3 separate regions of the Homo sapiens genome follow, and all the other regions are linked to region 3. A link is a contact called in ENCODE Hi-C or POLR2A ChIA-PET data. All regions are on one chromosome and are shown on one strand. The core of a region is the stretch at or near the end of the contact, and the rest is flanking DNA. Distances in the headings are between cores, read along the strand shown. Region 1 overlaps PACS1 (phosphofurin acidic cluster sorting protein 1). Region 2 holds the start of ARL2 (ARF like GTPase 2). Region 3 holds the start of PCNX3 (pecanex 3).

The links. Hi-C counts contacts between places; a loop is a spot of excess contacts on that map. ChIA-PET counts read pairs that join two places held with the same protein, here RNA polymerase II (POLR2A). Pooled maps may share reads with other maps.
Region 1: a map with no recorded cell type shows a loop between it and region 3 (7-fold over the local background). The contact joins the enhancer-like site here to the promoter of PCNX3 in region 3. A Hi-C loop is called at or near these places in 1 of 37 single-sample maps with no recorded cell type and 4 of 50 pooled maps. POLR2A ChIA-PET finds 5 or more read pairs at or near these places in 3 of 52 experiments (GM10248, GM12878 and PC-9).
Region 2: a pooled map shows a loop between it and region 3 (7-fold over the local background). The contact joins the promoter of ARL2 here to the promoter of PCNX3 in region 3. A Hi-C loop is called at or near these places in 4 of 37 single-sample maps with no recorded cell type and 10 of 50 pooled maps.

The regions. Positions count from the first base shown.
Region 1 is chr11:66,134,840-66,139,029 of GRCh38, reverse strand. The region is part of intron 1 of PACS1 (phosphofurin acidic cluster sorting protein 1); the gene reads right to left. Among named protein-coding and RNA genes, the nearest start is that of PACS1, 67 kb to the right of the region's middle. RefSeq lists silencers at 1-120, 3,125-3,174. Within about 2 kb of position 1,434, at least 6 of the 41 ENCODE cell types and tissues checked have a DNase peak (open chromatin) inside an H3K27ac peak, as active enhancers do; they include GM12878, where a contact is called at or near this core.
Region 2 is chr11:65,011,433-65,015,864 of GRCh38, reverse strand. It overlaps ARL2 (ARF like GTPase 2), which reads right to left and starts at 1,705. Exons shown (of 5, transcript NM_001667.4): 1 at 1,593-1,705. The coding sequence starts at 1,657. ARL2-SNX15 (ARL2-SNX15 readthrough (NMD candidate)) reads right to left here and starts at 1,705. Exons shown (of 11, transcript NR_037650.2): 1 at 1,593-1,705. RefSeq lists a silencer at 1,099-1,858.
Region 3 is chr11:65,613,910-65,618,564 of GRCh38, reverse strand. It overlaps PCNX3 (pecanex 3), which reads right to left and starts at 2,789. Exons shown (of 35, transcript NM_032223.4): 1 at 2,101-2,789; 2 at 1,554-1,741; 3 at 1,216-1,315; 4 at 1,056-1,095; 5 at 859-954; 6 at 1-625. The coding sequence starts at 2,253. MAP3K11 (mitogen-activated protein kinase kinase kinase 11) reads left to right here and starts at 4,344. Exons shown (of 10, transcript NM_002419.4): 1 at 4,344-4,655. RefSeq lists silencers at 2,295-2,544, 4,555-4,655 and enhancers at 2,675-2,724, 2,735-2,884, 3,165-3,254, 3,315-3,364, 3,247-4,133 and 1 more.

The DNA.
Region 1 (4,190 bases), core at 185-2,684, 520 kb before region 3:
TGGTGTGCCTAAGGGTCGCCTGGGGAACCTGTTTAAAAATACAGACAGCGGCCAGGCACAGTGGCTCACACCTGTAATCCCAGCACTTTGGGAGGCTGAGGCGGGCGGATCATGAGGTCAAGATATCGAGACCATCCTGGCCAACATGGTGAAACCCTGTCTCTACTAAAAATACAAAAATTAGCTGGGCGTGGTGGCGCATGTCTGTAGTCCCAGCTACTCGGGAGGCTGAGGCAGGAGAATCACTTGAACCCGGGAGGCGGAGGTTGCAGTGAGCCAAGATCGCGCCACTGCACTCCAGCTTGGGCGACAGAGCAAGACTTTGTCTCGAAAAAAAAAAAAAGTGCAGACAGCAAGAGCTCACCTCTCAAGAGTCCTATTTAGTAGCTTCATCAGCAGTAAGCCTAACAATAATAAGAAACACAATATCAGGGCTGGGATTAGGGTGAGGCAAGCAAGGGACCCAGGGTACAAAACTTAAAGAAGTGCTTGCTCTCAGGTTTGTGCAAGTGCCAAGACAGTAAGTGCCTCCTCACACACTTCGTGGGGCATGTCACTTGACTCACTCTAGTCTTGGTCCTGCAAAGTATAGGGTAGTCCATGGACCATCAGCATCAGCATGGCCTGGGGACTTATTAAAAATGCAAAAGCCGTCTGGGCACCATAGCTCACCCTGTAATCCCACTTTGGGTGGTTGCTTGGGGACAGGATTTCAATACCAGCCCAGGTAATATGGCAAGACTCCCATCTCTGTAAAAAAATTTTTTTTAATTACCTGGGCATGGTGGCAGAAGTCTACAGTCCTATCTACTAAGAAGGCTGAGGCAGGAGCATCACTTCAGTCCATGAGTTTGAGGCTGCAGTGAGCCATGATCAGGCCACTGCACTCTAGCCTGAGTGACAGAGTGTGATACTGTCCAATAAATAAATAAATAAATAAATAAACGGGGCAAAATCTTGGCCTACCCCAGACCTACTGAATCAGAATTTGCATTTTATGCTGGGTGCTGTGGCTCATGTCTGTAATACCAGCATTCTAGAAGCCCAAGGCAGGTGGATCACCTGAGGTCAGGAGTTCAAGACCAGCCTGGCCAACATGGTGAAACCCCGTCTCTACTAAAAATAAAAAAAGAATTTGCATTTTAACAAGATTCTCAGGTTATTCCTGTTCACATTAAAGTCTGAGAAACAATGAATAGAAGGGATGCTCAAATTTAGTTCTGCAACTGAAACCAAAACCCTAAGCACTTTTTAACCTATCATGCTGCATTTCTAAAATAGGAAACAGTGAGTAATGGCTCTCCACTGGAGTCCAAAGGACAGCCCTACAATGGCCAATATTATTGTCACCCCTTGGTCAATGGCCTGGATAATGACATAAGAGATGCTTATTAACCTGCAGGTGGCACAAAAGAGGAGGCTGCTGAGGCAGGAAGGAGCAGAGTCAGACCATCCTGACCGGCTGGATGCCAGGTAAGCACATAACAAGTTTTACATTTAGGTTAAAAATTTCAGTAATGAAGGTATAAGATGTGTGTGGTGGTTTGCTTGGAAATAAAACATATGAAACACTCTAGGAATAAATCCAAAAGTGTGTCATGAATTTAATATAATGGCATTTCAAAACAGGAAAAAATGAGTAATTCAATAATGTTGGAGTAACTAGACAGCTAGCTGGAAAAAAATTAATTTGAACCCCTACCTCACATCTTATCTTAAAATAAATTCTAGATGCATAAAAGATTTAAGTACACACACACACACACAAACACAAACACACACACTCACACAAATCCATTTAAGTACTAGCAGAAAATATGGGTATTTTTTAAACAGCCTCAAGTGGACAAGGCCTTTCTAAGTATGAATAAACTCCAAACACATGAAGTCCAGAGGTCATTTTAAAAAAGATGGCTACATTTTATTACATTAAAGAAAAACTTCTGCACGGCAAACACCAATGTAAACAGAGCTTGGAGACAAATGACGAAATGGTGGGGGGGGGGGCAATTTGTGACTCATATCCAAGACATAGGGCTATTTTCAAAAATCCCCAAAAATCAAGAAGAAAAAAGCCCAACAAGCCAAGAGAAAAGTGGGCAATGCTGAGGCTGGAGAGCCTACGGAGGCCGGGCACTGTCCTCCAATAGCTGAAGACCACTTCTGTGGGAGTGAAAAAACTGAGTCATTCATTTCTACAAATGGTTAAATCAGGACTTAGGGTGGAAATTCCCATGAGTTAAGTTTTAGCCGAACATAGAGAACTTATTAATAATTCGGGCAGTCCATACAATGGAATGGGCCTGCTTAAAAAACTGCTGAATTCTTGTTCAGTGGAAGCACTCGGGCCAAGGCTAGATGAGGGTCAACTTGTATGAAGTTTTTTGGAAGGCATGAGATGGGAAACTAAACTGCACGATTACTGAGGGTGCTTAAAACCCTAAAATTATGCAATTCTATTCAAAGACTACATCCGCTCTGGAAAAGATAGGAGAATAAATCAAATAATGATGGGCTATCACAGCTCCATAAAGACTGAAAGCCATGGTGCTCATCACTCCTAGCTTTTTATTCTAAGTAGGGTGTTCTCTGGAGTGGGGATGTTAGAGGATATGAAGGTTTTGTTAAATCATAACTCCTGCACTCAGGAATATTTTGGTTTGTTTTGGTTTTTGGTGTGTGTGTGTGTGTGTGTGTGTGTGTGTGACAGTGGGATTGGGCAGTCCTGTTTCACATTCTTGGCGTGTGTGTGTGTGTGTGTGTGTGTTAGCGGGATTGGGCAGTCCTGTTTCACATTCCTCTCCTGGGCTCCCCAAACACTGAAAGCAACAGCACAATTTTGAAAGAGAGTGAATTAGTGCTGGAGGGTTGAGTGTGAGGTCTCAGCAGCATAGCCACATAACCCGTAGGACGTACTTACGTATCTACGTCATTTACGACAGTCCAATTATGAGCTAAAAGTCACAGACAAATCAGTAGCTCAATAATTCAACTGACAGGTGGACAGTGTTTCAGAAGCTAGTCTGGAAGGCACGTGGGCAGAATCTGAAACCACGTTAAGAGGAGCGCAGGAGGCTGGGTGTAGTGGCTCACGCCTGTAATCCCAGCACTTTGGGAGGCCAAGTGGGGTGGATCACTTGAGGTCAGGAGTTCGAGACCAGCCTGGCCAACATGGTGAAACCCCGTCTCTACTAAAAATACAAAAATTAGCCAGGCATGGTGGTAGGCACCTGTAATCCCAGCTACTCGGGAGGCTGAGACAGAAGAATTGCTTGAACCCAGGAGGTGGAGGTTGCACTGAGTTGAGATTGCACCACTGCACTCTAGCCTGGGTGACAGAGCAAGGCTCTGTCTCAAAAAAAAAAAAAAAGCGCAGGAGAGGAGGCCAGCAGGGATGAGGGCAGGCCTCAGGCAGCCATGGTACATGCTGAACCTGTGCACAGTGTGTCTGGGTGACAGTGCTGGCATGTTTTCCACACAGAAAATCGCTCTGTAATACTAGTAATTTATCAACTAAAGTTAAAATGAAGAACTTTCATTTATCTTGAGTTCTAAAGCTTAAGCCAAAGCAATTTTAGTTGGAGAAAGCTGAGGAGCTAACAAAAACCCATAAAGATTCTGAAGGGCGTGCCTTACCTATCTCAGAGCTCGTGAAGATGGCAACCATGAGTCCTTAGCGTGGCTTCTAATTTCTCTTCAAAATCAAGGGCTTCCTTTCTTTTTGATATGGACACACCACTAAGTACTCTTTAGCCATTACCAGGACAAGCTTTTAGTTCAAAATATAATGAAAAGAATGAGTGGTGAGAAGAAATAAGATTTTTTTTTTTGAGATGGAGTCTATCTCTATTGCCCAGGCTGGAGTGCAGCGATGTGACCTCAGCTCACTGCAACCTCCACATCCCGGGTTCAAGCCATCCTCCTGCCTCAGACTCCCAAGTAGCTGGAGTAGCACCACACCTGGCTAATTTTTGTATTTTTAGTAGAGACAGGGTTTCACCATGATGGCCAGGCTGGTCTCGAACTCCTGACCTCAGGTGATCCACCTACCTCAGCCTCCCAAAATGCTGGGATTACAGGCGTGAGCCACTGCACTTGGCTGAAATAAGATATTTTTGAGGTAAGAGAGCAATAAATAAGGAAGAAACAAGAAACCCAAAGAGGAGATAAGAAGGATTATCTCCGGCATA
Region 2 (4,432 bases), core at 456-2,955, 600 kb after region 3:
TAGTGGGAGTTCATCCTGGAGCAGTATAAGGCCCTGTTCCCCAGAAGCATGGTCCAAAGCATGGCCCATATATATATAGTATGTATGGAGAATATATATATGTATAAATAGAGACAGAGTCTCACTATGTTGCCCAGGCTGGTCTCAAACACCTGGGCTCAAGCGAACCTCCCACCTCAGCCTCCCAAAGTGCTAGGGTTACAGGTGTGTGCCACCGCACCCAGCCTCTATTACATATTTTACTTACTTCCTGTGTTATCATCTTTCTACCCGCGGGCAACCCCCCCGCCACACACACACACACGCATTACAGAATTTCCATGAAGGTAAGATTTTTTAGTTTTATTACCCTGGGCACTAGGACAGTGTCTAGCACATATTAGGCACTCAATATTTATCAAATGAGTGAACTGTATGCTTTTCTTAGAGCTCTTTAAAGCAGACATGCGGCCCGGCGCAGTGGCTCACGCCCATAATCCCAACAGTTTGGGAGGCCAAGGCGGGTGGATCACTTGAGGTCAGGAATTCGAGAACAGCCTGACCAACAAGGTGAAACCCCGTCTCTACTAACAATATTTAAAAAAATAGCCGGGCGTGGTGGCGGGCACCTGTAATCCCAGCTACTTGGGAGGCTGAGGCAGGAGAATTGCTTGAACTCGGGGGGCGGAGGTTGCAGCGAGCTGAGATTGTGCCACTGCACTCCAGCCTGGGCAACAAGAGCGAAACTCCGTCTCAAACAAAACAAAATAAAACAGACATGGGCCGGACTCCGTGGCTCATGCCTATATTCCCAGAGTTTTGGGAGGCTGAGGCAGGAGGATCACTTAAGCCTAGAAGCTGGAGGCTGCGGTGAGCCTTGATTGTGCCACTGCACTCCAGCCAGGGCAACAGAGCAAGACCCTGTCTCAAAAAACAAAACAGTCATGATGTGATTATTAAGTTATATGTGCACGTAAGCGTCTTATCTCCCCAGCCATTCCCCCGCGGAGCCTGGCACAGAGCTGGGGGAACAGGTGCGGGCGCCTAACTGGACTCAGAAGGCGCACAGGGCGCACGGGACACTCGGGCCCACACACACACATCCTCAGCCGCAGGGACAACCACGGGCCGCGTAACACCAAAGAGACGGACTGTTGGATCCACGCTCGAAAGGATCCGCGGAGCCCACACGCGCCACCCGCCACCCCGCACGCCCCCGGGATTCGGAGCTCGAGGGCGGGGCCGGGGCCTGGAACCCTCGGGCCCGGGGGAGGAGATCAGAGCCGGGAGGGCAGCGGCCCCACGCTTGGGCCAGGCCGCCGGGTGGTGGCGTCCGAGTTATCTCCGGGACCCACCACCCCTGACACTCGGGCCGCCTAGCCCCGCCGCTGCGCCTGCAGGACCGCTTCTGCGGCCCTCGGAGCTGGCCCCTGCCCCAGTCCTGGGGTGCGGCTCCTCCCGGCCCGACGGGGCGATTGATGGGGCCCGCGTGGTGACGCCAGGGGCAGTTGGGACGCGCCGGCCGCCGCGTTCCGCTCCCGACAGGGGGCGCCCGGCACCGCCTGCCCGGCTGGACCCCGCCACCCTCGCGGTTCCGGCGTCCGGTAGGATACAGCATGAGCAGTCGCAGCTCCCGCTCTTTCTGCTTCATCTTCTTCAGAATGGTCAGGAGCCCCATGGTCCCCGGAGCCCCCTCCCGGCCGCCGTTTCTTCCCAGTCCCGGGACCCCGCTCCCGGTTCCTGTTGGCTATCACGCTCGCCGACGGCATAGTCGATTGGCCGGACGCTCGTTTGGTCCCGCCCTTGCCGCACGTGACCGCGAGGTCGCCCGCGCAGCTGCTGCGAGGGTCCCTCTAGCGGCGCGGGGGGTTTCTGTGCTGCCGCCCGCCCTGACGCTGCGCCTCCCGAGGGCTGAGGCTGGGGGAGCAAGGGCGACTCCCCCACCCTTTCCCCTGCCGGACTGGGGCTCTTGGCCGGAGCGGAAACCTTGAAGTTCCTGAGTTGCATCTTGGCTGCGTCTGACCTGAGAGTCAGAACCCAGGGCCCCCAGGTACGGACGAACTCATCCTGGGGCCAGTGTAGGCCCCCGTTCCCAGCAACACAGTCCAAATCCTGCTCATCTGGGCCCTCGGCATCATCCTCTGACAGAGCGGAAAGTTGGGCCTCCCCCTACCCGGCTCCGGTGGCTCTCAGTTCAGGGCGGCGGTGCCCCCTGGAGGCCGTTCGGAAACATGCGGGGCGTCCCTGGGTTCCAATGACGGAATTGCAGTCCCGCCCCAAAGGCTGCCCCCACCCAGAGGCCCAGCGTTTCCCTGTTCAGAAGCACAGTTCCTACTTTTGCAGATGGAAAAACTGAGGCCCAGATGGTGCTTAGCACAGTGGCTGGCATGTAGTAGGTGCTCAATAAATATTTGTTGTTGAATGAATGGCTTTGTCCAAGAGTTTCATTCTTTACTTTAGCGCTCAAGAAGTCCAGAAGAAGTGAGGAAATAGGTCAAGGACCAAGCCCTTTTGTAAACTCAGGAGACAGCCTTATTGCTGCAGGTAAGTGTGGATAGGCAGCACGGAAGAGCCTCTCTCATGCTTGGGAAAGAGCTGTCAGCACCAGCTGAGGACAATAGCTAACTCCTGTGTAACTGTTTGCAACGCACTTCACGTGTTCAGCTTCATCCTCCCTGCAACCCTGAGAGGTTTATATTCTTTTCGTAGCTATGATAATGGAATCCAGAGTGTTTAAGGAGCATGGGTGAGATTCAAACTCAGGTCTAGTAAATGGTAAAGCACAATGTCTTCATGCCTCCATGAAGTTTGCCTAGAGAGAGGTCTGGAAGAAGCTGGAGCTTCCCATCTTGCAGAAAGGGGCTTGTGGTCAGAGGAGGGCTGAACAGATAGGCTGCCTGAGTGGGACCCTTCGGTCAGCACCATTTACCCTCCATCACACACACACAAGGAAGAAAGTGAGCATATCGCCTACCCAGAGGCTTCGAAATGCAGCTAAGATCAAAATGGGAAATGCTGGCCGGGCGCCATGGCTCACGCCTGTAAACCCAGCACTTTGGGAGGCCGAGGCAGGTGGATCACGAGGTCAGGAGTTCAAGACCAGCCTGGCCAACATGGTGAAACCCCGTCTCTACTAAGAATACAAAAAATTAGCTGGGCGTGGTGGCGGCACCTGTAATCCCAGCTATTCGGGAGGCTGAGGCAGAGAATTGCTTGAACCCAGGAGACGGAGGTTGCAGTGAGCCGAGATTGTGCCACTGCACTCCAGACTGGGTGACAGAGTGAGACTCCGTCTCAAAAAAAAAAAAAAAAAAAAAAAAGAAATGTCTAGAGGTAGGAGCCTGCCATCCTGCTTCTAGGAGCCTGCACCACAGACATTCTGGCACTGCACAGGAACAACGAAGTTCACTGTGGCATGGTTTGGAACAGCAAGAAATTGGAAAAAACCTAAGTGCCTCCAGTGAGGGCAGGTTACCTGAGCCGGGGTAGGTGCATGTGAATTCATGAAGCCCTTAAAACAGTGAAGTGGGCCAGGCGCAGTGGCTCATGTCTAATCCCAGCACTTTGGAAGGCAGAGGTGAGTGGATTGCTTGAGCCCAGGAGTTCAAGACCAGCCTGGCCAACTTAGGGAGACTCCCATCTCTATAAAAAATACAAAAATTAGCCAGACATGCTCACTTCAACCCAGGAGGCGAAGGTTGCAGTGAGCTGAAATTGTGCCACTGCACTCCAGCCTGGGCGAAATTGTCTGTCTCAAAAAAAAAAAAAAAAATTAGGTGTAGTGGTGCACATCGGTAGTTCCAGCTACCTAGGAGGCCAAGGTGGGAACCAGGGAGGATAAGGCTGCAGTGAGCCGTGATCATGCCACTGCACTCTAGCTTTCATGACAGAGTTAGACCGTCTCAAAGAAACAGAAAACAGTGAGGTGGAGCTGTAAGATACCAGTGTGGAAAGATGTCCGCGCCATATTAAATGAAAAACAAAAACAAAAATTCAGTCCTCTTTTAGTTTTAAAAATAATATTAACTGGAAATATGCCCACTTAGCAATGTTTTTTAATCTATGAGATGCATTCCATTAAGGAAGTGGATTGTAAAATTAGTGTCACAAATAGGTTGAACTGTATGAAATTGCCCATATTTGACAGTTTTGATACACAGATGTATTTCAAATGGTTCAACCTAGTAGCATTAACAAAAATGAAATAGAATGAACAGAACTGAAAACATTACTACCTTTACCCACGTAGTAAAGCTAAGTAGCGTTTGGTGAAACATTTGTTTTAGATATTTATACAGATATGTGTACTTCTCACTGTGAATCACAGTCACAAAAGTTTGAAAATCAGGGCAATGAAGTTTGGGAGAACATAAAATTATTACCTTGGGTGTGTCTATATTTTCTTTTTTTCTTTGAGACAGAGTCTGGCTCTGTCACCCAGGATGGAGTGCAG
Region 3 (4,655 bases), core at 1,540-4,039:
TGTCTTCGCAGGGGTGGCTGCCGTTTGCTAGGCCGTAGCAGGGCCAAGTCCTTGGGCCGCACGACCAGGAGCGGCTCAGCCAGGCCCGGTGGCGTCCCTGCTCCAATGACCGTGTCAAAGGAACGCAGCGTGTCATCTGAGGGGACCCCGGCGTCTGGTGAGGCAGGCAGCTCAGCCTCAGAGGGTGGGTCTGTGTCGCTGCCCTCAGGGGCTGGCCCCCCTGGGGGGCTGTCCAGATGGGTGGAGTTGGTCTTCTCACTCTTGAAGCTGCTCAATGTCTCCCTGTCAGTGCCGCTGAAGCAGGAGTCTGAGGAGCCGGCTTTCTGGGGCGTGGGCTCCCCTGAGCCCCGCCGGTCAAGGGGCTGATAGCCACCTGCCCCCCTGCGTTGTTCCCGTCGACTGCTGGTCCTCACCAGGGCCCGGTCAGGCTGGGTCAGGGTCAGGAAGCTCTTGCTCAGCTCCTGGCTGAGGCTCCCCTTCAGCAGGGGGCTCATGGGAGTGTCAGCCATGCTGCTCCCACTCCAGGGCGCTCCATCTCCAGCCAGGGGAGAAGGCTCTGAAGAGTCTGTACTGGCAAGAGAGGGGTCTGGGACAGCCCCTGGAGGCGTCTGGGGAAGGTCTCCAACTGCCAAAATAAAGGGAAACAGAAAATGAAAAAAGGGTTTTCTGCAAAACAAACTAGTGGTTAAGGGAGGTCTTATGCCCTGTACTTTCCCTGAGAGCCCAGCCACAGCAGCACACTGGGGAGGTCCCACAGAGGAATACAGAGGAGACCCAGGATGGAGCCAAAGTTGAGGGGATTCAACAACGAAACAGCTGGTCTAGCCCACAAGCCTCGGCCCCATAAGGCCCACGCACTCAGTTTCTCCTGCGAGCTGAGCTTCAGCATCTCTCGGTCGGCAGAAGTCACGATCACATTGTTGCTGCCCTGCTCCCGCACCAGCTCCTTGATGTCTGCAACCATGGCCCCAGAGGTGTCAGCAGGACCCCCTGGCACAGCACGCCAGCCCCTGTTCCACAGCACTATGCTCCAACCCTGAAGAGCAGCCACCTACCTCTAAGGGGCCCAGAGTCCTCCATTCGGGGCAGCAGCTCCTGAGTAGACAGAGAGCCATGAAGGAACAAACAAGGCAAGAAGTAGGCTCAGGATGCACCCACAGTAGGGACTGGCTCGCAGAGGGACAGGAGGACAAGCTGAGGTCCAGGCCCACTCACCGAGACCTGGTTGAAGCCAAACACAGAGTGCTGGGAGCTGCAGCGCACCGGGGGTGTGGAACTGACTTTCCGGAACACTGTCATCTCCACTCCGGGGTCCCTGGCGGTGAAAAAGAGCAGCAGCTTTGAGCTAACCTCTCCTCTGTGTATGCTACTTCCTCCCATCTTTGTCACTGCTTCTTTTTCAGAAGTCACTTTACAATTCCAGGGCTAACACAGGACAAGTGTTCACAATCACTCAGAGAGCCAATGTTCCCTAAGCCCCTACTCCACCCTGCAAGGTTCCGGCCCAGGCACCAAAAACCCTCAATCCCCAGCACAGCCCCTACCCCACCCACCTGGGTGGATTGCTGTCCCCCTGGGCAGGCTCTTCCTCCAGCTCCCCCATGGTAGAGCTGCGCTTCTCCACGATCTCGCCCTGGTCAAACATGGCATGAAGCCGATAATTGACAGTCTTGATAGTAGCAAAGATGACAGCCACCACGAGGCAGTACACGCCGGCCACCATCAAGCTGGGAGGCAGGACCTGAAGATGAAAGTAAGCCAGGTCCCTTTTCACAAAGCCTCGCCCCCACAGGATGTACCTGCCATCAACATCATAGCTGGGATTCACAGACTCACAAGAAAATTTCATCACCTCTCCACACAACCAGTACACAGACCTCGACAAAGGGCTCTGTATTCTGCTTAGCTGGATGAGATTAAGTGTAGGGTTCAAGGTCACTCGATCCAAGAAAGGAAGACTTTGGCCCCTCTTCCACACAGACCCAAACTCTGCAGTGATTCCTCTCTCTCCACGTCCCAGAGCCCAGGGCACTGCCCTGAATCCCTGCCAGGCTGCCCTCCCTCTCCCGGCTGGAGTTACAGGTGGCCGTGGCGTCTCACCATGTACAGTAAGAAGGGAAAGATGAGCAGGAAGATCCAGACATAGAGGTGGAAGCAGTTGGAGAAGGTGCTCTGGTGCGGGTCGAAGAACCAACCGCCGGTGAGCGAGGCCCACACCCCCTGGCGCAGGATCTGCAACACCTGCGACCCCATGGCCCCGCCGCTGCTGCCCGCGCCCCCCCTCCCGGGACCCTCATGGGGGCGGCCCCCGGCCCATGCCCCGTCTGGCGCCTGAGGGCCCCGGGGCCCGGCCTCACGCTCACGCCATGGCCTCCCCCAGCGGGGGAGGGGGGCTCGGCCGCGCGAGGGTGCGAGCAGGGGGCGGGGCCGGCCGGGACAGTCAGTGGTGCAAGGCCCGGACGCGGGGGTGGGGCTGCATCAGGGGCGGGGTCCGGGTCCCCACTCCTGGCCCAGAATTGCTCCGAGGGGCCGAGCCGGCAGGCAGGCGCGGGGCACGGGCCGGGTACCCGTCGGCGGCATCCAGAGGTGGTCGTGGGGTGGGTGCTCCCGGGGTGCAGGCGACAGCTCCCTAGTCTCCGGACCAGGGAGAACCCCAGGATCTGGGGTCCACTTTCGGGGTCGCAGGTCACTTGCTTGGGGCTCCGCGCTCGCCCGGCTTCTGCTGGTGCCGGCCTAAGGAGGAGGCCGGAAGAAGGAGCCGCGAACCGCCAGCCTGCAGTGGCGCATGCGCCCAACGATTCCAATTGGGACCCGGAAAAGGAAAACTTGACGGCATGAATGCGCAAGCGCAGAAAGGTGATGGCGCGGTAGGACGCGAGGGGTGCCCTTTGGGCGTGCGCAGACTCCAGGACTAAAGCAAGTTCGAGCGTAAAAGCGTTTGGGCGCATGCGTAGACCCAGGCGTTGCCAACCCAGGGTAGACGACTGGGCGGAACCAAAGAGACAGTTGAGTAGCCATTGGGTAACGGCAAAGTAATTGGCGCACAGCTCTTCCAATGAGTTACAGGAGGCGGGGAAAAGGTGGAGGCGTGGACTCCCCTAGTAGCAGCGAGAGTTCTGCACTACCGAAGCACGCCCCTCTCGGCCCGCCCCCTTTAATGCTGGACCTCGTACGTCACGACCGATTTCGCTCCCAGCGGCGTCTACTTCCGGGTCAGAGCTCAGACCTAGGGTGTAGAGAACAACCTTCCGTAACAGGCAGGAATAGTCGAAATAGGATAGCGTCGTCTTTCTTAAAGTGACAGGCTCAAAGCAATTGGGGCAGCCCTATCCAGAAGTTGTGAGGGCGACTCAGCTATTCTGAATCCAATCCTGGGCAAAGTTCTGGACAAGTCTCAGGTTTCTGCCAATGGGGAAGGGATATGAAGAAGCGGATTGTTTCCCAGGTGAGGAGAAGAAGAGAGCCTTAGGCAATCCACTCCAAGAGCTTGAGGTGCAGCCAGTTCCGTCTGTCCTCCAGTCTTCCCCACCCCATCCAACTAGCTCTACGAGGCAGAGCTTTCTCGTCCTCATATCATATATGAAAAGAATGGCCGGGCGCGGTGGCTCACGCCTGTAATCCCAACACTTTGGGAGGCCGAGGCGGGAGGATCACGAGGTCAGGGGTTTGAGACCAGCATGGCCAACATGGTGAAACCCGTCTCCACTAAAAATACAAAAATTAGCCGGCCGTGGTGCCACGCGCCGGTAGTCCCAGCTACTCGGGAGGCTGAGGCAGGAGAATCTCTTGAACCCGGGAGGCGGAGGTTGCAGTGAGCTTAGACTGCGCCATTGCATACCAGCCTGGGCGACAGAGCAAGACTCCGTCTCAAAAGAAGAAAAAAGAAAGAAAATAATGAGGCTCAGAATCGATGGATCGCACAGTCCCACAACTTCGCAGCCAAGACCAGACTCGGGTTCACCCCCTTCCCAAGTGTGGTTCTGTAACCCCGTTTTGCTGCCGCCGATGCGGATGCAGAGGGCAGAGATGGCCCATCCTTAGCAGAGACCAACCTCCACCCTAGGCAGCAGAGCACGCAGCTGGGGGCTTTTCTTTCTAGATCTCAAAAGCCTGCTGTGATGGGGGATCTGGTTCTGCCCTTTCCCTCTCTGCCTCTCCTGGCCCGCCTACCCGGGAACTCCCCGCCTGGAGCCTCTGGGAGGGGAGCGGTGCAGGCCGCCCGCGTCATCTGATGCTGTTTCCTGCAGGAGGGAGAAGAGCGGAAAAAAGTGAAACTCCACCCTCCACCTCTGCCTCCCGCCCCCGGGGCCAAAGTACAAAGGGAGGAGGAAGAAGGGAGCGGGGTCGGAGCCGTCGGGGCCAAAGGAGACGGGGCCAGGAACAGGCAGTCTCGGCCCAACTGCGGACGCTCCCTCCACCCCCTGCGCAAAAAGACCCAACCGGAGTTGAGGCGCTGCCCCTGAAGGCCCCACCTTACACTTGGCGGGGGCCGGAGCCAGGCTCCCAGGACTGCTCCAGAACCGAGGGAAGCTCGGGTCCCTCCAAGCTAGCCATGGTGAGGCGCCGGAGGCCCCGGGGCCCCACCCCCCCGGCCTGACCACACTGCCCTGGGTGCCCTCCTCCAGAAGCCCGAGATGCGGGGGGCCGGGAGACAA